3 separate regions of the Homo sapiens genome follow, and all the other regions are linked to region 1. The links are chromatin loops, found by intact Hi-C in ENCODE. Cell type or tissue: PC-3. All regions are shown on one strand. Each heading gives the region's core, and the rest is flanking DNA. Links, peaks and the distances in the headings are about the cores only.

Region 1 (7,857 bases), core at 1,112-6,111:
CCTGGTTTTGAACTCCAAATTAACATTCAGGAGACACATTAAGAGTGAGGGCAAGGGTCTGAGGAAAGTGGGGCAGTAATGAGAAGATGACATGGAGGTGTGGGGAGTAGAGACATCACTGGTCTTGGAGTCAGGATCCTGGAGCTGGCTTCCTTGATCAGGTAGCAGAAATCCCAGGCAGGCTGAGTATCTGAGAAGTGCCCAGGACTTTGCTCTGCTTCCTGAGAAGAGCCCAGCGAGGAAGTGACTGCCTGGAGGGTCTCAGTAGTCAGGGCTTGGACAAGGTTCACAAAGGCTCCTCATCCCCAGGGAGGCGCAGGGCAGCCATTGACCAAATCCCCAGCGCTGAAGACTGATTCAGAGAATACCCAAGGGAGAGGTATCAAGGCTAGAGCCTTCTCTCCACTGGCTACTGCCACCAGGGCCTTAGCACAGGGAACCCCTGCTGAGGGGTCCTCAGTTGAATAGACTGGTTGACTGAATTTGAGATCAAATTTCTTCCCTGGAGGAATGAGAGCTTACATTAGAAGTTAAACTGAAACTGTTACAGGCCAGGGCAAGGTGGTTCACAGCTGTAATCCCAGCAATTTGGGAGGCTGAGGCCAGTGGATTGCTTGAGGCCAGGAGTTTGAGACGACCCTTGGCAACAGGGCAAAACCCCATCTCTACTAAAAATACAAAAATTATCTGGGTATGGTGGTGCACGCCTGTAGTTCTAGCTATTTGGGAAGCTGAGGCATGAGAATCACTTGAATCTGGGAGGCAGAGGTTGTAGTGAGCCGAGATGGTGCCACTGCACTCACTCTAGCCTGGCAACAGAATAAGACTCTACCTCAAAAAAACAAAACAAGAAAAAGCAGTTAAACTAATACAAAAAATATAAAGCTGCATGTCAGGCCTCTGAGCCTAAGCTAAGCCATCATATCCCCAGTGACCCGCACGTATACATCCAGATGGCTTGAAGCAACTGAAGATCCATAAAAAAAGTGAAAATAGCCTTAACTGATGACATTTCACCATTGTGATTTATTTCTGCCACAACCTAACTGATCAATGTACTTTGTAATCTCCCTCACCCTTAGGAAGGTTCTTTATAATCTCCCCCACCCATAAGAAGGTTCTTTGTAATTCTCCCCACCCTTGAGAATGTACTTTGTGAGATCCACTCCTGCCCCCAAAACATTGCTCCTAACTCCACCGCCTATCCCCAAACCTGTAAGAACTAATGATAATCCCACCACCCTTTGCTGACTCCTTTTTCAGACTCAGCCCACCTGTACCCAGGTGAAATAAACAGCCTTGTTGCTCACACAAAGCCTGTTTGTGGTCTCTTCACACAGACACATGAAACACTGCATTCCTTGCACATCTGAGTTTATACGCTGTTTGTATTTGCATTGCCCACTGGAGTTATTACTAATGCAATAAGACATGTTCCAGAAAAAGCTTTCACCTTTGTTTTTTGTTTGTTTTGAGACAGAGTTTTGCTCTTGTTGCCCAGTCTGGAGTGCAATGGTACGATCTTGGCTCGCTGCAACTTCTGCTTCCCAGGTTCAAGCGATTCTCCTGCCTCAGCCTCCCAAGTAGCTGGGATTACAGGTGCATACCACCACACCCAGCTAATTTTTGTATTTGTAGTAGAGATGGGGTTTCGCCATGTTGGCCAGGCTGGTCTTGAACTCCTGACCTCAGATTATCCACCCACCTGAGCCTCCTAAAGTGCTGGGATTACAGGCGTGAGCCACCATGCCTAGCCAAGCTTTCACCTTTGTATGGGAGCAAATGAGGAGAGTAATTCTGGACAATTTTGCAAAGAGATATGAACAAATCCTGACCAAGGAAAGGAAGTGAAAAGTGTGCTAAGCACAGGGTTTCAGCAGATAATCATGATGCAATGTGCACAAGGGACAGCCTCTTTGCTGCCTTGTCTCAGGGTCTTTGTAATGCAAACCCTCCATTGAGCCCACATTTTGACTTGCCCTTTGTACATGATTGATTAATTGCAGGCTTTAACTATATAAAACATATAGGCTTCTATAAAAAATATTATTGAATTTTAGAGTTTTGTTCCCTTATGGGGGTAAACCTAAGGAATCACAAACCCCAAATTCTCAAATGCCAAATACTTTAACTTCTCTAAGCTGTTTATCCATCGTTAAAGTTCTAACTAGTAAGGTGCTTAGATAGTGAAGGATAACACGTGTTAGCTTAAAACATATAGAAATGCCGGAAGAAAATAACTTCCCTTTCACTTAATATTTCCTAGGATGGAGGCTGGGAGTCTGAGGATATACTGTAGGCTGATCTCATATACAAATGAGGGCTTTTCTTTTTGCATTTCTTGTATTAAATAGATTATAGTTCATTGAGCATAGCTTTGCATAGCATAACCTACCTCTGTTTTTCAAATTCAATGTTTCTAATTTATTGATTTATTAGGAAAATATTTGTTAAGTACCTACTATGAGTCCAGCATTGTGCTGGACACTTAACAGTGAACCAAACTGACTGTAGAATAACAAAACACCTTGTCTCCCCAGGATCCTATCTTCTGAGAACCACCTCTTCTCTTTATTTTCCTGCTTCTGGTCTTACCTTTAAGTACAAGTCCCTATACTTACTGCAGGAATGGCTGTTTTACACCCTGACCCAGTTTTTACAACCATGACTATAGGACTCCTGTAGGGTCATGAAAGAAGAACTGGGCATTAGCCAACTTGGGATATCAACAATGCGATCATTGAATGGGTACTCACTGTGTACAAGGTACTGTGCTCGCTGCCAATGGTAAAACAATTCAGTTCATGGCATCTGCCTTACCCAGAACCTTTAAACTACTTCAAGGCACCATATTCGCATTAAGGTACAAGGCAGACTATGCTAAAGAAAAAACAAGTAGCCCAGATCTTAGGTGGTATCTGAGGTCACAGGAAGAAAAGAACATCTTGCATTTGTCTAGAAACCAAATGATAACAGCCATTTCTCTATCTTCCTAGAAGTTCCATTTCCTTCTCCACCTCATTGAATGATAGTTTCTCAGTCATTGAGTCATAATACGTTTCCAGCTTAAGATGAAAATGTAAAATTTCTCCCCACTCAGAATTTTCATTTTATGTTTTTTAGGGAGTTGATGTGTGAATTGCAGAGACAGGCTGATACCAGCAGGTGGAAGAATTCACCATTTGAACTCCACATCATAGGCTAGTGAATGGTTCAGCAGGATGTGACTGCAATTTTAATCACTGCTTCATTTCCCTTTCTTTGTTCCAGATATTTATGCACCAAAACCCTGTGAGAAAATGACCCATAATCTGAAGAAGATAAATAAAAATGGATTATTTTTATCACTCTAGACAGAGCATAAAGAGATGGCATTTTCTCCATTTTAAAATCTTAGATGTAAATACACTGAAATCCAAAGAAAAAAATTATTCTGATAAATTGGAGAAATTTAAAAATTATAAAAAAGTATGGGGTTTCAACATTCTTATGATAGATTTAAAGAACACTCAAAGTTTGATGTGCTGGTGGCTTGGGCCTCCCAGTGAACCACATGAGCTTACAGGATTAGGGTCGTGAAGTAGAGGGAGCGGTGCTGGGGTCCAGCACAGGGTTTCAGGCCTGTCTGGGCACACCTGTGAACTGGTAAGACAGGCCTGGGCGAACTCTATGTGCCTAGGGGAGGTGGAGCCATCTGGGAAAGATGTCAGATCACACCCCCTGCTGGGATTTAGATGTATGCGGACATGTCTAGCAAGCTGTGAGGGCTGAGAAGCTTCCTGGGTGAGAACTCACCCTAAGGGCAGGAGTCTGCTGATTCACTTCACCCAGGAAGAAGCCTTAGTTGTCAGAGGGGAGCAGTAAGTCTGACTATGGCATGGTAGCAGTTTCTGGATTCTGTTCCCTGGTCCAGCTACCTAGAAGCCTGTATACCCTGTGGATGTAGAGGGCTGTCAGCAAACCCTGAAAGAATTTTCTCACCAAGCTTTGTAGAAAATACTCAGACTCAGAAACAGCATCATACCATCTAACTGGAAGAAGTGAGTCATTCTCTTGTATCTTAGAGGAGGATCTGGATGAACTGTGATGACCAGTGGGGCAGGGCGTGGCCAGCAGGACTGGGAGCAGCACATGGAGACACCTCCTGGAGACTCCTAGAAATACAGGACATGATAGTTGGAGGTTTGGTGAGACAAATGGGAGTGAGAACTACTGGCATTTGTGTTGGAGTTAATGGAATGCCCTCTGATTCAAAGACTCAGGGGAACTGGAGAGGTATGCATCTCTCTTTCACACATATTCACCACATATGCACATCTCACATCTCATATATGTGTGTATATGTGTGTGTGTGTGTGTATATATATATATATATATATATATATATATATATATATATATGTCAAGTTATCAGAGTTTTCAAACATTTACTAAAAGAACTTTATTTTTTTTTCCCAAGGCAGAAGAATTTTTCTTAGTACAGAACAAAATAGAGTCTCCTCTGTCTACTTCTTTCTACACAGACACAGTAACAATCTGATTTATCTTTCTTTTCCCCACATTTCCCCCTTTTCTATTCGACAAAACCGCCATCGTCATCCTGGCCCGTTCTCAATGAGCTGTTGGGTACACCTCCCAGACGGGGTGGCAGCCGGGCAGAGGCGCCCCCCACCTCCCAGACGGGGCGTCGGCCAGGCGGAGTTGCCCCCCACCTCCCGGACGGGGCGGCTGCCGGGCGGAGACTCTCCTCACTTCCCAGATGGGGTGGCTGCCGGGCGGAGGGGCTCCTCACTTCTCAGACAGGGCGGCCGGGCAGAGACGCTCCTCACCTCCCAGACGGGGTGGCGGTCGGGCAGAGACACTCCTCAGTTCCCAGACGGGGTCGTGGCGGGGCAGAGGCGCTCCCCACATCCCAGACGATGGGTGGCGGGGCAGAGGCGCTCCCCACATCTCAGACGATGGGTGGCCGGGCAGAGACGCTCCTCACTTCCCAGACGGGGTGGCGGCCGGGCAGAGGCTGCAATCTCGGCACTTTGGGAGGCCAAGGCAGGCGGCTGGGAGGTGAAGGTTGTAGCGAGCCGAGATCACGCCACTGCACTCCAGCCTGGGCAACATTGAGCACTGAGTGAGCGAGACTCAGTCTGCAATCCCGGCACCTCGGGAGGCTGAGGCGGGCAGATCACTCGCGGTCAGGAGCTGGAGACCAGCCCGGCCAACACCGCGAAACCCCGTCTCCACCAAAAAATACAAAAACCAGTCAGGCGTGGCGGCGCGCGCCTGCAATCCCAGGCACTCGGCAGGCTGAGGCAGGAGAATCAGGCAGGGAGGTTGCAGTGAGCGGAGATGGCGGCAGTACAGTCCAGCCTCGGCTCGGCATCAGAGGGAGACTGTGGAGAGAGAGGGAGAGGGAGAGGGAGAGGGAGACCGTGGAGAGAGAGGGAGAGGGAGACCGTGGGGAGGGAGAGGGAGAGGGAGAGGGAGAGGGAGAGGAAGAGGCTAAAAGAACTTTAATAAATGATGTCTTTTTATGTGTAAGCTCTTTGTAAACCCTCTTTTTTGGAGAGGGTAATATTTTTCTATCAGTAAAACATACTTATTAAAATGTGTGGAAATCTTAAGTTTGCGTCGCAATGAATTTCTCCAAATGGATGATGACTCATGCTCCGTAGCCAGACTGAGCTACAGAACATTATGAGCAGCTCAGAAGCCCCTCCTGTGCCTGCTTCCTGTCACTGTCTCCTAAGGGTGATTGCTACCCTGATTTCCAATATGGCAGATTACTTTTGCCAGTTTTAAACTTTGTATAAATGGAATTATACAGTATGTCTCTATTTGTCTGACTTCATTTACTCAACATTGTAAGTTTCATTTATGTTCTTGCCAAATTTCTTACATTTTCATCATTATGTAGTATTCCATTATATTAATGTAGCACTTTTTTTTTGAGATGGAGTCTCGCTCTGTTGCCCAGGCTGGAATGCAGTGGCACGATTTTGGCTCACTGCAACCTCCGCCTCCAGGGTTCAAGCGGTTCTCCTGCCTCAGCCTCCTGAGTAGCTGGGACTACAGGTGTGCACGCCCAGCTAATTTTTTGTATTTTTGGTAGAGACGGGGTTTCACCGTGTTAGCCAAGATGGTCTCAATCTCCTTTCCTCGCAGTCTGCCCGCCTCGGCCTCCCAAAGCACAATTTTATATATCCATTTTGCTGCTGATGGACATTTGGGTTGCACCCAGTTTGGAGTTATCATGAACAAAGCTGCCATAAACCTATTTGTACGTGTTTTGTTTTGTTTCAAGACAGTCTCATTCTGTTGCCCAGGCTAGAGTGCAGTGGTGTGATCTCAGCTCATTGCAACCTCCACCTCCTGGGTTCAAGCCATTCTCATGCCTCAGACTCCTGAGTAACTGAGATTATAGGCATGCACCACCACATCCAGCTAATTTTTTGTATTTTTCGTGGCGATGGGGTTTTACCAAATTGCCCAGGCTGGTCTTGAACTCCTGGGCTCAAGCAATCCACCCACCTTGGCCTCCTGAAGTGTTGGGATCACAGGCATGAGCTACCATGCCTGGCCTGTATATGTTTTTTATTGCATGCATGTCCTCATTTCTGTTGGAAATATAACTGCTAGATCTGATATATAAGTTTTAATGCATTTTCTTCTGTATGTGAAAAATGTTGTTTGGGTACAGATGTACTGTTCTTTAGAAGTAAAGTATTTGAAGTAATGAAGAAAGTGAATTTGACTAGAAATCCAGAAAGAAAGAGGGATGACATTATTTAGAGTAGCTGGGTACTGATAATTTTATTTATGTATTTATGTTATTTATTAATGTCGAATCTTGATTAGTTATCATAAGTTATAATAAGTGGTAACAATATAAACCATTTCATTGCTCATGACAGATATAAAAACTTGCAGGATAGTTTTTTACTGCTATCTAGAATCTTTTTAGAATGCCTCATCCTGCAAACTAATTATTAATATTAACCCCAGGACAATAGGCTTGGAAAGTAATTTTTAATTAAAAAATTTTCTTCCTATCTGTGCAGATGGTTAAAAGCTGATTGTGGCACTCATAGTTTGTAGCCATTACCACTAGAAACCAGGAAAAATCAGTGAATCTTCTAATTTTTTATTTAATAAGTTGGCAAGTTTGTTGTAAGCATTGACCACCGTGTTTCATGAGCTTAAGCTATGAAGACTGTATGAAAAGGAGCAACACTAAGTCTGGGTCCTAAGAAACAAACGCTTTGTGATGTGGGCCTCACTCAGAATGTCTGTGGCTAAAAATATCCCTGGGGGGTCAAAGTTATCCAGTGGATCTTGGCTCAACCTTGCGGATTGGGCATCTAATCTGCAGGAGCATCGTTTAGCAGATTTGTTGGAAACTAATATTTGTTTTACTTATTTTCTAATAATAAAAATAGAATGTGTTTATTCTAGAAAATTTGGAAAGCATATACAAATAGAAATAAAAGTTATACGTAATAACATCATCCCTTCTTAATATTTTGGAGTATTTTTTTCAGTTTTTAAAGCACCCCTTTTTTTTTAAACAGCTCATTTGTTCAACACATATGTTTCTGAGAACTTCTTGTGTATAGATGGCAAAACTGAACAGAACCAGAAATCCTGCAGTCCTTTATAGGGTCTCCAAGACCATAACTTATACAACAGAATCCAGAACAACTCTAAGGTCAGTGGTGGTGATGGAGAAGCTGCAGAGGGGGATCTCTGGGTGACTGTAATGAAAAAGAGCTAACATAGCAGCCCTGAGACAGCAGACCTCAGAAAGGCCTACTTGCAAGGTTGACCCACGGCTAGCATCTGGGAACTTGGCTTTCAGGAGTC
Region 2 (7,857 bases), core at 1,929-6,928, 820 kb after region 1:
CTGGCCTTCACAAACAGAGCCCAGGAATCTGCTTTTTAATTTATTTATTTATTTATTTATTTATTTATTTATTTATTTATTTATTTTGAGACGGAGTCTCGCTCTGTCGCCCAGGCTGGAGTGCAGTGGCGCCATCTCGGCTCACTGCAAGCTCCGCCTCCCGGGTTCACGCCATTCTCCTGCCTCAGCCTCCCGAGTAGCTGGAGCTACAGGCGCCCGCCGCCACGCCTGGCCAATTTTTTTGTATTTTTAGTAGAGATGGGGTTTCACCGTGTTAGCCAGGATGGTCTCGATCTCCCGACCTCGTGATCCACCCGTCTCGGCCTCCCAAAGTGCTGAGATTACAGGCGTGAGCCACCGTGCCCAGCCAAATCTGCTTTTTAATCAGCTCCCTGCTTCGCGGGATTCTTAGGTGAGTGGTTCTCAAACCTAATAAGTTGAAGTGGGGGATGACTCATTCAGGAGGCTCATTCTCCTCCGCTGCGCCTCCTCCAGCCCTCTTAAATGTTGTCTCTTCATCTTTCTTCGTACCTTCGGTTTATCACACTCCAGGCAGCTTCTGGTGTGCCTGCCCCTGTCCATTACAGAGGAGAAAGGAATCCACAGGCCCCTGCTGGGCGAGCTTGGGTGAGTCTGGGGGAGCTCCAGACGTGCCCCGGAGGGCCTGGGAGGAACTAGGTCAGATCTCTCCTTTGGGGACCTACTGCCTGTTCCTAACTGCAGCCTGACCTCTGGTGGTCAGAAGGGAGTCGTTTGGTAGGAAGAACCCAGAAAGTTTGGCTTTTTGCAATTGGGGGCTTGTGGGAGGAGGAAATTTAATCCTTACAAACTCCATCTCTGCTTGCAGAGGCTCCTTTGCTAAGCCTGGGGTTATTTGAGGAGGGGGTGGTGTGCAGTTTATGGCTCTTCCAAGTTCCTTGTTTTGCCTCCGTGGCACGCTGATCTTGACAGCTCCCCTGTACCTGAACGTTTGTGGGAACATTTTAGCTGCATTGCTGCCTTTCATCTGAGGGGGCAGAGGAGAGAGAGAGAGATGGGCAAGGAAGGAGATGTTGGGTCTTTTCATGTTTTTAAAGGTTTTCTTTTTTTTTAAAGGTGGGGTGGCCAAGGTTGAAAAGCCTAGCAAGCAGACACAGCTCTGGAAGGTGTGCCTGTGGCCTCCATTATTCATGTCTTGACCTTCTCTCAGCGGCCAAGCGCCCACTCTGCCTCTCACTTGGCTGGGGCACCTGAAACCGCTGAGGCCTGAGAGCGCTGGCTCCATGGCTGCAGCAGCCCTTTCTCTGCCCCACCAGGCCCAGGTGTGGCTTTTCTGGCATCCAGATCCTTAACCTGGTCAACGTGCTAAAGCTCAGTCACACACAGGATGAAAGTGGCCATAAAAACACTTAGAGAAGCCTCTCTGGCAATAAATCGCCCTCTCCTTTCCTTTTTAATTCTTAGGAATTAATTAACTTAATTATTAGCTAATTAATTAGTAGTTAATTAGTCAATTAACTAGCAGAACTAGATCACCTGACTTCCATGATAAACAATAATGTGCTTTTGCATTTCCAGAACCAAAATATAGTGCCCAATTCAAGGAACTGTTACTCTTTAGTAATCACAAATAGTGTAACAATGTTGGTAAACAGAGACGTTAAGGCTGGACCAAGAAAGGTAGTGCGGTAGAATGGGAAGTGCACAGTCTGGCAGTTGGAAGCTGGAGCTATGGTTGGGTTGACTGGGCAATTGATTTATTCAGTCATTTAACAAACTTGACTGAGAGCCCTTGATGAAGCAGGCATTGCACTGAATGCCAGGAAGACCAAGAAAAGCAAGACATATGACCCCTACCCCCAAGTTATTTTCAGTCTTGTGGGAGGCAATCAAAAGACATATAAACTGTTTAGACCATGAAATCTGTCTGGCATATTTAGCTCCTCGATTTGCTGCATGGTCTTCATCATTGTCAATCTCCTTCAGAGAATGCATGGAATCTCATTTCGTTCTCGCAATAATCCTATGAGGGAGGTCTTATCATCCCCTTTTATAAGGAAACTGAGTCCTTAGAAAGATCAGAGAGTTTGCCCAAGGCCAAATGGCCAGTAAGTGGTGGAGCTGGCACTGCAATCTAAGTCAGCCTGACTCCAGAGCCTGTGCTGGTGGCCACCAGGCTACACGGTTCTCCAAGATCTCCCACCTCTAATCTTTTTTCTGCTGCTCTTTTGCAGAGTCCACTTCCTGCCCTCTCACTTAACAAAGTCATCTCTGCCCATCCACCCAGCCTGATGGTCTTCCCTCCAGTCTCAGGGAAAAAGACACACACCCTCCTGCAAAGCCCATGCTCCTCACCTGAGCCTCCTCCAGTCCTCTTAGGATCGTGCCTCTTCATCTTTCTCCTGCACCTTCAATTTATCACACTCTACTTGTTTCTTCCCCGCTCAGTCCCTAAATGTGTCAAGCGCCCTCCTGTTCTAAACAATCCCCAAAATACAACAAAACAAGAGCTTCCTTTTCCCCATACCCAGCTCAGCCCTACCTAGTCCCCACCCCACTAGCTCCACTTCACCAGCCCCACCCCATCACCCACCTCTCTCCTCTTCCCATCCAGCGCCCATTACATTACAGAATGTAATCGCTGTACCCGTCTCTACTTCCTCAGCTTTACATCCAACCAGTTGATGGGGTCTTCCTGAGTGGGCTCCTAAATGCCCCTCTGTATCTTGTCCCATATCCCGACTCTGACCCCTTTTGTCTCTTTCCTGCATTACTGCAACCATGCCCCCATTGGGTCCCTACTTACAGGAATAGCCTTCCTAAATATCTCCTCCACCTTAAGGGTTCAGCAATCTATTTGAAATATGAACTGTCTTCATCAAACCCTTGAGCGACCATCCACCACCTAGAGCAGGAGACCCAGCCCTTTTGTATGGCGTACAAGGCACCCTATGATCTATACAAAGGCACCCTATGATCTATACTGCCTATGGCAAGAGCCTATCCATTACTGACTCTCCGTGCTTTACTCTCTCACAGGACAGAGCTGCCCATGGTTGCTTGCTTGCATTTTGCTGTTTCTCACTTCCACCCCTTAGGTACTGCTCTCTAAAGAGAATGCCTTTCCTCACCCCAGCGCCCCGCCTCCAGATAAGCCTAGCTAACCCCTGCTCACTTCTTCATTAGGAATCATCACTAACCAACTCTCTCCACTCCCTCAGGAGTTTATATTCCGATTATTTGTCTATGCGTCTGTATCACATTTCCTCAAGACCTAATAGGAAAGATGATGATTCCCAATTTAAGCGCAGGGCTTCTAATTACTTTAGGTAATCAAAATATTCTCTTGCTTGAAACATGAGGTTTATGAAATCCCAGCATTTGGGAGGCCAAGCTGGTGGATCACTTGAGGTTGGAAGTTTGAGACCAGCCTGGCCAACATGGTAAAACCCCGTCTTTACTAAAAATACAAAAATCAGCGAAGTGTGTTGGTGCACGTCTGTAATCCCAGCACTTTGGGAGGCCAAGGCGGGCAGATCCCCTTAGGTCAGGAGTTCGAAACCAGCCTGGCCAACATGGCGAAACCCCATCTCTACTAAAAAATAATAATAATAAATTAGCCAGACATGGTGGTTCATGCCTGCAATCCTAGCTACTCGGGAGGCTGAGGAAGGAGAATTGCTTGAACCCAGGAGGCGGAGGTTGCATTGAGCCGAGATCACACCACTGCACTCCAGCCTGGGTAACAGAGTGAGACTCCATCTCAAAAAAAAAAAAAAAAAAAAAAAAGGATTTATGAGCTCCCAAGGAGGAGTTTAAAATGCCCTAGGTGCCACACTCTGCCCTTCACAGGTGTTTACATTCCAGGTGAGAAGGAAGAACTTGGAAAGAAGATGAGAACCCATCCGCAGAGGGCTACCTGGGGCCGAGGTGCTGAGGTAGCTAGGACTACTTTAGCTCAGACCTTGGTGTGTCTGAGGTGGGATGGAGATTGAAATCCACTCCATCTCCTGATACCGGCATAATCACAACAATAAATGATGTCTGAAGTGGACGTGCAGCAGCAGAGAACAGGCAGAGAAATGTAAAAAACAACAACATCAACAACAAAAAAAACCCCGTGCCCTTGATATTATGGGAAAAGAAATAAGGAATACACTCACATCTTAATGGAAATAGAGGAATTCAGAATTTTAAAGCCTGGTCAAGGCTCAGATAGACTCGATCAAGGACAGAGACCCCTAGGATAGTTAATTTTGGAGTTATGAGCTCTGGCAAGAATGTGAACAAAGAAGAGAGCAGCAACAAGACCTAGTGCAAACACCAAGAAGGCAAATCCTACAGCTTCCAAGCACCTCTACAGGGACTGTCTACTTTAGTCTTCCCTTCATCCCTAATCCTCATGCCTTAGCAGTCTCCTTTTGTGTTCTTTGGTTTATGCTTACCATTTGAAGGGTGACGGAGGCAACTTCTAAAAATATATTTTCATCTTAATTGAAACGTGCCAGGTTGCAAAATTCCCCTGCTGCAGGTTTCTTTTCTGAAAGAGAGTCATGTGCTGCCATCTTGTGGTTGAGAGCCGCCACAACAACAATTATGTACTCCCAACATCCCGCCCAGTCCAGTGCTGGGGTGGCGGAGGCGAGGGGCGCGAGTGGCGGGGGTGATGCGGCTTCCAGGTAGAAAGCTCTGGAAAGGGTTCCGCTGCAGGGACAATGGCAAACAGGGAATGACCAGTGGAAGGACAGGTGTCACACTGGGGACTGACCTGGTAGTAATTAGTAGCATTGGAATAGGATCCAAAGGGATTTTCCCTGGTCCCTCAACCAGTATGATTCCATCTCTAGGTGCCGTTTTCCCCCTAATTAATAGATTCTCATTAGTGGTGATTTCTTAAAAATGACCTTGTGCAATGGCAACAACACCAGACTGAGAGTTAAGACACCCGGTATCTAATTGCCCCTCTGCCACAGACTACCCAGGTAAACTAGCAACAGAGGATAATAGAAAAATTATTGACCTGGGACCAGGAGGTTTGAATTCAAGTGTGATCAGTCTGGTGTGTTACCTTAGGGAAGCTGTTTCACTGAGCTCCATCCTGTGCCAGATACTGTCCTAGGTATTTTACATGGTTTTGTTTGTTTGTTTGTTTGTTTTTCCAGTTTCTTACTCCAGGATAGTGTTCTACAAGTGAGAAAACTGAGGCTTAGCACGATTGAGGGAGCTGTCCAAGGTGTCACGGAGCCAGTGAGTCAGGATCTGATTCAAAGTCTGACTCTAAAGCATATGCGGTTTATTTATTTGTTATTTATTTGAGACGAAGTCTCACTCTGTTGCCCAAACTGGAATGTAGAGGGGCAATCTTGGCTCACTGCAATCTCCACCTCCCAGGTTCAAGCGATTCTTCTGCCTCAGCCTCCGGAGTAGCTGGGACTACAGGCATGCACCACCATGCCTGGCTAATTTTTGTATTTTTAGTGGAGACGGGGTTTCACTATGTTGGCCAGGCTGGTCTTGAACTCCTGACCTCGTGATCCGTCCGCCTCGGCCTCCCAAAGTGCTGGGATTACAGGCATCAGCCACCGTGCCTGGCTGTGGTTTATTTTTTTTAAATTTATTTTCCTTTCATAATTGTGTATCATATGAATATGATACATATATTCATTTGTGTGTGTGCAGGGGTTACACATAGGTCAGATGGCTTAAATTTATTGTGTCCTTTGATGGTAGGGCAAGCCCAATTTTCACAAGTGCTCAACAAAGCTGCAGATGCTTATGCTGTTGCTTTTTAATTTCCTGTGTGTTCTCATTTTTCCCCATCTAACGTTGTTTCTAAAGGCATTTAAGAGATCTAACGACTCTAGCTTCAAAAGTCATGTTCTTTGATTTCTGAAGATAAAAGGGACGACCTAGAGAGGGAACACTGCCATTCTGCTGAGGGATCAATCGGAAAATTAACTTCCTTACAGGGAAGACAAGATGCTCTCCATGGCGTTGATTTAGTGCTTTTTTCAGGGCTGTTGCTACAGAATCTCGCCCGGCACAGCAACCTTGTGAGGTGTGTGTTATTCTCCTCATTTGACCCTTGAGGGAATTCAGGTGCAGAGAGGTGAAAACACTTGTTTGAGATTACACAACTGTGACTTGAAGACAGGCCTTTTTCTTAAACAACTTTATTGAAGTATGATTGACATACAATAGACTGCATGCACATATTTAAAATACAAAATTTGATCTTTGATCAGTTTGACAGTATAAACCCATGAGACCAGTACCACAATCAAGATAATGAACATATCCTTTATCCCATCCATTTCCTCATGCCCCTTTGGAATCCCCCAGTCTCCACCCCCACACTGCCATCCCCAGGCAACCGTTGATCTGCTGTCACTATAGTTTTCATTTTATACAAATTTTACATAAATGGAAACATATAGTGTATATGCTTTTTTGTCTAGCGTTATTGGCATAATTATCATGAGATTCATTCCTGTTGTTTTGTGTATTATTCCATTTTATTGTTAGGGAATGTGTCTTTAGATGGGTATGCCACTATTCATTCTTTTGATGATGGACATTTAGATTATTTCTACTTTGGGGCTATAATGAATAAAGCTTCTATAAACACTGACGTGAAAATATTTGCAGCAGACCTAAGTTTTCATTTCTTTGGGGTAAAAATCTAAAAATGGAATGTCTGCATTATTTGATCAGTATATGTTTAGATTTTTCACAAACAGCTAAACTGTCTTCCCGAAATGGTCATACCAGCATGTATGAGAATTTCATACGTGGATACTCCACATCCTTGCCAATACTTGGTATGGTTAGTCTTTTCCATTTTGGACACTGTAATAGGTAGTAACATCTCATTGTGATTTTAATTTGCATTTCCATAATGACTAATGATGTTGAACATATTTTCATGTGCCTATTAGTCATTCAAATATCTTCTTTAGTGAAGTGTCTGTTCAGATCTTTTGCCCACTTACAAAAATTGGGTTGTTCGTTGGCATATTATTGAGTTTTGTGAATTCCTTATATATTCATATATAAATATTTTATCGGATATGTGATTTTTCAAATATTTCTTCTCATTCTGTAGATTTCCTTTTCATTCTTTTAATAATGTCTTTTGAGGATGGACGTTTCAAATTTTAATGATGTCCAATTTACCAAAAAATTTTTTTAGATCATGTTTTTAGTTCTGTATCTAACAAGTCTTTGTAACCCAAGGTCATAGGGATTTTCTCCTATATGCTCTTCTAAAGGTTTTGTAGTTTTGGTTTTGCTTTTAGGTCTATGATTTATTCTGATTAATTTTTTATATGATGTGAGATGTGTATTGGAGTTTTTAAAATTTATTTACTTTTTTTGCAAACGGATATCTATTTTTTTCAGCACCCCTTATTGAAAAGACTATCCTTTCTCCCCTGAATTTCCTTTGCACCGTTGTTAACTGTCAATTGACCAGATATATGTAACTCCATTATTATAATCTCTATTCTGTTCCATTGATCTATTTGTTTATTTTTATGCCGATACCATACTGATTACTATAGCATTATAATAAGTAGTTTTGAAATCAGGTAGATAAGCCCTCCAAATTTGCTGTTCTTTTTCAAAGTTGTTTTGACTATTTTTGGTCCTTTGCATTTCTGTACAAATCTTGTCAATTTCTATTTAAAAATTTCTGAGATTTTACTTAGAATCGCACTGACTCTACAGATTGTAAGGCTCACCTCATTTTTTTTACCATCTCTCAAGTGTCACAGAACTGTTTCCTATTTTCCATGTTTTGAAAAACATTCTTTCATTTTTTTTACCCCTAGTTTTGTGGTTGTTTCAGGTAGGAATTTTAAATCCCATTCCTGTTAT
Region 3 (7,857 bases), core at 1,929-6,928, 200 kb after region 1:
GAAAGTGGCCATACTGCCCAAGGTAATTTATAGATTCAATGCCATCCCCATCAAGCTACCAATGACTTTCTTCACAGAATTGGAAAAAACTACTTTAAAGTTCATATGGAACCAAAAAAGAGCCCGCATCGCCAAGTCAATCCTAAGCCAAAAGAACAAAGCTGGAGGCATCATGCTACCTGACTTCAAACTATACTACAAGGCCACAATAACCAAAACAGCATGGTACTGGTACCAAAACAGAGATATAGATCAATGGAACAGAACAGAGCCCTCAGAAATAACACCGCATATCTACAACAATCTGATCTTTGAGAAACCTGAGAAAAACAAGAAATGGGGAAAGGATTCCCTATTTAATAAATGGTGCTGGGAAAACTGGCTAGCCATATGTAGAAAGCTGAAACTGGATCCCTTCCTTACACCTTATACAAAAATTAATTCAAGATGGATTAAAGACTTAAACGTTAGACCTAAAACCATAAAAACCCTAGAAGAAAACCTAGGCAATACCATTCAGGACATAGGCATGGGCAAGGACTTCATGTCTAAAACACCAAAAGCAATGGCAACAAAAGGCAAAATTGACAAATGGGATCTAATTAAACTAAAGAGCTTCTGCACAGCAAAAGAAACTACCATCAGAGTGAACAGGCAACCTACAAAATGGGAGAACATTTTCGCAACCTACTCATCTGACAAAGGGCTAATATCCAGAATCTACAATGAACTAAAACAAATTTACAAGAAAAAAACAACTCCATCAAAAAGTGGGTGAAGGACATGAACAGACACTTCTCAAAAGAAGACATTTATGCAGCCAAAAAACACATGAAAAAATGCTCACCATCACTGGCCATCAGAGAAATGCAAATCAAAACCACAATGAGATACCATCTCACACCAGTTAGAATGGCAATCATTAAAAAGTCAGGAAACAACAGGTGCTGGAGAGGATGTGGAGAAATAGGAACACTTTTACACTGTTGGTGGGACTGTAAACTAGTTCAACCATTGTGGAAGTCAGTGTGGCGATTCCTCAGGGATCTAGAACTAGAAATACCATTTGACCCAGCCATCCCATTACTGGGTATATACCCAAAGGACTATAAATCATGCTGCTATAAAGACACATGCAGACGTATGTTTATTGCGGCACTATTCACAATAGCAAAGACTTGGAACCAACCCAAATGTCCAACAATGATAGAATGGATTAAGAAAATGTGGCACATACACACCATGGAATACTATGCAGCCATAAAAAATGATGAGTTCATGTCCTTTGTAGGGACATGGATGAAATTGGAAATCATCATTCTCAGTAAACTATCACAAGAACAAAAAACCAAACACCACATATTCTCACTCACAGGTGGGAATTGAACAATGAGAACACATGGACACAGGAAGGGGAACATCACACTCTGGGGACTGTTGTGGGATGGGGGGAGGGGGGAGGGATAGCTTTGGGAGATATACCTAATGCTAGATGAAGAATTAGTGGGTGCAGCGCACCAGCATGGCACATGTATACATATGTAACTAACCTGCACATTGTGCACATGTACCCTAAAACTTAAAGTATAATAATAATAAAATAAAAAAAATAAAAAAAAGAAATTTCCCGTCAAATTATTCAAGCATGTGCAAGTTCTGACCCTTCTCATATAGTGCCAATTTGTTATGCTATATATTTCATCTTCACATCATTTTTAATACTGGAAATATAAATGGTATAAAGACTTTTAGAGCATCCTAATTGGTTTTATTCAATTTTTGCAAATTTGACTCCATAAACATGCACTATCACAATGTTGTGCATGTATATAGAAATGTTGAAACTTCCTCAATAAATGAAGAGATGTCCTTTTGGTACACCTGCATCTGTGAAAGGTTAAATTTCTTGATCTTGACTCTCTGGACAACAATCTTAGTTTCTGATTGATCTCATCAAAAAACTTAGGTTGTCTCATCACAGTATTTCAGATGACTACAGTTGTAAAATTGTGTGCACACAGTTACCAACCATAGTGATATGCATTTATACATTTTGCCTTTTGATCTATTTTTTAATGAATATGGTTCATCTGCTCATAACTATTATACCCATGTAATTGTTGTTAATGTACCTGTTCATGCTTGGAAAATATGTGTATTATTATATGATTGCTATTTTATTGTGTGAACTAGCCTATGACGTGTTCTGTCTTGTTTTTATGTTTCTCAAATAAACCCCCTTTTGGATGCCCCATTCTCCATGATGTGCTTATTTCACATTGCATGCTTGTATCAAAATATCTCATGTACCCCATAAATATATACACCTACTATTTACCCACAAAAATAGAAAATTAAGGCCAGGCATGGTGGCTCACGCCTGTAATCCCAGCACTTTGGGAGGCTAAGGTGGGTGGATCTGAGATCAGGAGATGGAGACCATCCTGGCTAACACAGTGAAACCCCGTTTGTACTAAAAATACAAAAAATTAGCCGGGCATGGTGGCAGGTGCCTGTAGTCCCAGCTACTTGGGAGGCTGAGGCAGGAGAATGGCATGAACCTGGGAGGCAGAGCTTGCATAAGAACGCACCACTGTACTCCAGCCTGGGCAACAGAGTGAGACTGCATCTCAAACAAAAAAAAAACAAAAAAAAAAAAAAAGGAAAAGGAAAGAAAATTAAAAAAATAAAATCTAATTTAAAAAGTACATAAATGTATTTTTAAAAAATTTTAAATTTATTTCTTCCATAATTATATTTTTGGGATTTTGATCTTTCCATATTTCAACATTCAGGATTATGACATTTGGGATTGTCTTTTTGGATTATGACCCAAACCCTTCCTTTTATTTACCTTCATGTGTGAAGAACAACAATATACCTGGAAAATAATGCCCTAAGAATATACTGAAAGCCTCTCTTTTTTTTTTCACAGAGACTGAAGACAGATTTAACAAACATGTCTTTCCCTCAGGTTTGACGCTCTTGCAGTATGTTGATGATGTTGTTTCCCTTCTAAGGAGGCTTATGAACATGATAGTGTTCATTCCTTAACCTTCTAGCAGACAAAGGCCATAAAGTTTCTACAGAAGAGATTCCAGGCTCATGTTAAATATTTAGGATTTTTAAGATCAAAGATATTATCTTGGATATCAAGAATTTCTCTTAGATCCTGACAGACTAAAGGGTATTTTAAACTTTCCTCAACCTCAGACTAATATACAATTTACGAGAGTTTTGGGGCCTAGCAGGTACTGTTGAAACTAGATGCTTAATTTTTCCTTGATAGGTCAGACCTTATATGCCCTTCTAAAACTTGACAAACTAGATCTCCCAGACTATGAAGAGAATGCTTGTATAGCATTCTATCAATTAAAAGAACTCCTAAGTCCTCCTGCCTAGGGCACCTCAATTACCAGCTCTTATTCTCTCTTTTTGTGCATGAAAGATGTCAACCTAAATAACAGACAGAGATAGACTCTTTAAGAGAAAATGATATTTATTTGAGAACGGGCATCGTAACAAAAATACAAGCTATAGTAAACTATACCCTGGGGCAAGGAGAAGTTTTAAAGGCAAAATAAGTAGAGTTATAAAAATTGTTTTGAAACAACAATCCTTGGCTACAAGGATCAGTAACCAGAGTGGCATTAGTCCAAGGCTGGACAGGCAGTTTCTGGGTAGATATCCTCGCAGAAGTAATTTTCTGTGTGTGAAATTGCACACACAATGAGATGAGATTTGGAGGGAAGAAAACAAGGTTGTAGTTTTTGTAGAGTCTTTTATGATAGTTCTTGTTATCAAGCATTCATGCATGTGAGCTCTTCATGGCCTTCCCTGACTTCATTTGTCAGAGTTTTAACACAAGTTATTCTATTTTGATTGTGATTTTACATTTTACATTTCCCCTTTAGATTGAGATCTTTTCCCAAAAGCATCACTGATGAATCATTCTGTAGTTAGATTTCCATTATCCTTTGGTGCTGGAATACATCAGTCCCAGTTTGTTGGTCTGGTCCTACATCAGAGGGAGTGACTAGTAACATGGAGTAAATGTCAAAATCCTTTTAGCCACATTTGAGCAACAAGGTAGGTTTGGAGGGAGTGGCTTTCAGGCTCAGTCTACCTAGAGTCCATTGTTAAGTTCAATTTTGTCTCTTCTGTAGGCACTGGCTATCATCTCAAATTGCTGGTCCAATATTATTCTGTTAGGAGCTGTACTTCTGCAGAAATTTAAAAAGTAACAGTGTTATGGTTTGGATGTTTTGTCCCCTCCAAATCTCATGTTGAAATGTAATCCCTAATGTTGGAGGTGGAGTATGATGGCAGGTATTTGAAACGAGGGGGTGGATCCCTCATGGACAGCTTGGTGCCATCCTCACAGTACTGAGTCTTACTCTATGAGTTCACATGATTTCTGGTTGTTTAAAAGAGCCTGGAAACTCCTCCTCACTCTCTTGTTCCCTCTCTCAGCATGTGACATGCTGGCTCCCCTTCACCTTCTGCCATGATTGTAAACTTCATGAGGCCCTCACCAGAAGCAGATACTGAAGGCATGCTTGCACAGCCTGTAGAACTGAGCCAATTAAACTTCTTTTCTTTATCAATTACTCAGCCTCTGGTATTCCTTTATAGCAATGCAAATGGACTAACATAAACAGGTTTTCTTTAAAAAGAAAACATAGAGTAAAATTACTAGTAATATGAAAATCTCAGTTTGCATAGTGGTTTTTAGCCACGAACCTCGGCTTAAAGGCAATTGAATGAATAAATCAAATAACCATGGGTAACTAGGTGAAACCTGTTGTAATTATATGACCTGTTTTCTTATTTTGTGTATGTGGGTCACCACTTCTCCAGAGGAATTTATCCAGGTACAGCATGTAATATTAGCAGTATCATAGACATTTTCTTATTTAACAAACAGGTAATATAGAACAATTTTATCATCCAGTATCCCATGACTGGGTTGAATTAAAGCAGAGAGTGAGCAACAGTCATATTAGGGATATTGCCAAAGTTACCCACTAGGTGGACTAAAGGATCTCTTAGGTCAAGGTCTGTCAAATGTCTAGCATAAGCTACTGAGTGAGAAATTTCAATTACATTATTTTCCTGCCAAGTGGAAAAAGTCCTACCTTTTACCACTAAAAGGGATAAGAGTCTCATTACAATATGGTGTCTTGTTGCAATGTCTTAGGAAAAGCTGTTTATGGCAGAAAGCCATCAACTTCTTGTTCTTGTTTGCATGTCTCTGGTTATGGCATTGGGTCCCTAGTTATGGCATTGGGTAGTTTGAACTTTCTATGTGGCCCACATATCAGATGAGATTTGTTTCTTAAAAATTATCTAGTCTCAGCCTATAGGACTCCAGGAACAGAGAACATTTCCATTGTTAGTGATATTATGGAAGAAAGTTGGATTGGAGGAACATAGAAGAATTCAGGATCCAGTCTAACCTACAGGTAGATAATGAAAAAAGCAATACAGAAGGCTGCAATTTAATAATGGGTGTATTGTAGCTTTTTGGGGAAACATACAACTTTTCTCTCCACAGTCTTTTTGATTTCTACCAAAGATAATAAGAGTGAGGAAAATTTGTAAAATAAGTTGAGTCTCACTGATTTTGGTCTGATTATTTCACAAGTGCAGCAGGACTAGTAATTCATTACATAAGAATTTTAGATTTAAAAACATCTCAAGGCTAACAAGACAAACCAAAGCAGACTTCATATTTTACCTACTGTCTTGAGGTTCCTAAGCCTGTTAGAAAGTGACCATTTTTACTCACTCACCATAAGGCTGAGAACCCTTGAAGCCAGGCATCCTATGTACATTCTCAAGTATGACATTCCAGTGAAAACCTGGGTAATATAAGCAATGTTTCCAATGCTAGGGAGGAGACTTTTATTGAAATTATGCAGACAGTTGTTTTACCATAAAAATAAGAATACTCGTGAATAGTATCCAGACTTTGGAGGGATCAAGTAGGAGAAGAAGTAAATGCTTACACTTTTGTTCATATGAGTATACTTTACCAAATTAAACTATAGATAGCTTAAGATAAAAAGTTTTCTTAAGCCTGAAAAACACTTAGTAAAGAACCAACAATGTCTCAAATAAAAGTCATAAAACATTATCTTTATCAGTTATTCAATCTCACGTAATTTTTGTTTTGCTTGATCCTGATTAGCAGCTTTATAAATTCATCAGTTTCTTCATCAGAGTTCTGGAAATTTGTTTTAGTCCACTGATCTTAAAGTTACTGGAAACCTATATTTAAGAATATTTGTTAGAGCCTTTTCCATGAATCTGATTGAAAGTGCTTTTAGAGAAGAATCGAAACTGTGAATGACAGAGACTTAGAATAGCCATGATTAAAAATTTGATAAAAGTGTATTATAATCAGCAATTGATATGGAAATTTGGTTATTTCTGTGGTATACAACATTTTAACACAACAACTGAAATTATGACTGATACCATTAGATTTCTATGAATCTATATAATTTTTGAAATAATATACCTATAAATGTAACTGAAAAAAGATCTAGCATCATTGATCATTTGACGAGGCTTTCAATATAATTCAACATCCCAAATAAGCCTTATTTAGTACAATATAACTTTTTTTTTTTTTTTGACACAATCTTGCTCTGTCACCCAGGCTAGAGTGCAGTAGTGCGACGTTGGCTCACGGCAACCTCTGCCTCCTGGGGTCTGCCTCAGCCTCCCAAGTAGCTGGGATTACTGGCATAAGTCACCAAGCTCGGCTAATTTTTGTATTTTCAGTAGAGACAGGGTTTCACCATGTTGGCCAGGCTGGTCTCGAACTCGTGGCCTCAAGTGATCTGTCTGCTTTGGCCTCCCAAAGTGCTGGGATTACAGGCCCACGTGAGCCACTGTGCCCGGCCCAATATCTCACTTTTATGAGCCTTTAAGAAGTTCTGGGGCCTCTGGAACATCCCAAAGTTAGTTCAAAGTCAAAAAAGACTTAATTTAGAACTTGATCCTTGGGAAGCCTAGCAAGGATATCAAAAGATTCAAAACACTTGATCAAAATAGGAACACAGGTCACTGTGAAATAATAGTCACTTATTTAACCAGAGTGGTAATCAAAGACTTCAAAAGTTATACAGAAAGTTACATAGATGTAAAAACAAAACAAAACCCCTTAACTCTTTCAAAACTCAGTTTTCCTAAGTAATCACAAAACTAATAAAGACAACATGAAACACAGGAAATTATCTTGATAAAATGTAAAATTTTTGTTTCTTAGACCAGTTACCAAAAAGGTAAAGAAAGCCTCCTGCAGTGTGATGGTTTCTCCTAATGGAAAGCCCGTTTAGCAAACCTGGAGGTTGAACCTGATGAGAAAGTACTTGAATTTAATCAAACACAGGAAGAATATGTGCTCAAGGCTATGAGTGTACCCCATATTATAGAGGAATGTAAATAAGAAAACTAGTACCTTGAGCAGGAAAATACATGGCTTTTAGTAAGAGTATGGGAAATTTCCTGGTTACATGGAACAATTTGGACACATCACGGAAAGCCAAGAGTATAGAATCAAGTTATACTGGAGGAAAACATTGCTCTAAATTGTAAATCTCAGTTCAGATGATTGAAAACATAAAGAAACAGATTTCAGAATTAAATCAAAACCTCTTGCAAATTTTACCAAGAACAGATCAATTCTTCAAGGAAACCTTCTTGTAACATGGAGAACCACATTTTAGTTTTATATCAGTGTATTTTTAATATCAAAGCTCAATCTTTTTTTTTTTTTTTGAGATAAGTTCTCGCTCTGTTGCCTAGGCTGGAGTACAGTGGCATGATCTTGACTCACTGCAACCT

What was found. Peaks named below come from ENCODE experiments on the same cell type or tissue, not always from the same donor. Only the 100,000 strongest peaks of a DNase experiment are listed, where the experiment ranks them.
Region 2: a loop joins it to region 1, with 4 times the contacts of the local background. A loop is called at or near these places in 25 of 110 quality-filtered maps.
Region 3: it touches region 1 in a loop (5-fold over the local background); 2 of 110 quality-filtered maps call a loop at or near these places.

What each region holds. Positions count from the first base shown.
Region 1 is chr14:50,951,830-50,959,686 of GRCh38, forward strand. It overlaps LOC400212 (a long non-coding RNA gene), which reads right to left. Exons shown (of 4, transcript NR_170195.1): 2 at 4,025-5,387. Among named protein-coding and RNA genes, the nearest start is that of PYGL, 11 kb to the left of the region's middle. In PC-3, for the core only: CTCF peaks have their summits at 3,148 (motif pointing right), 3,348 and 4,105; DNase peaks (open chromatin) are centred at 3,202, 3,772 and 4,092; H3K4me3 peaks cover 798 bases; H3K27ac peaks cover 1,658 bases.
Region 2 is chr14:51,775,737-51,783,593 of GRCh38, forward strand. The region is part of intron 1 of LOC101927598 (a long non-coding RNA gene); the gene reads left to right. Among named protein-coding and RNA genes, the nearest start is that of GNG2, 81 kb to the right of the region's middle. RefSeq lists a silencer at 306-475 and an enhancer at 4,284-4,353. In PC-3, for the core only: CTCF peaks have their summits at 4,533 (motif pointing left) and 4,744; DNase peaks (open chromatin) are centred at 4,535 and 5,225; H3K4me3 peaks cover 929 bases.
Region 3 is chr14:51,152,209-51,160,065 of GRCh38, forward strand. No RefSeq gene overlaps it. Among named protein-coding and RNA genes, the nearest start is that of TRIM9, 61 kb to the left of the region's middle. In PC-3, for the core only: a CTCF peak has its summit at 5,028; a DNase peak (open chromatin) is centred at 5,033.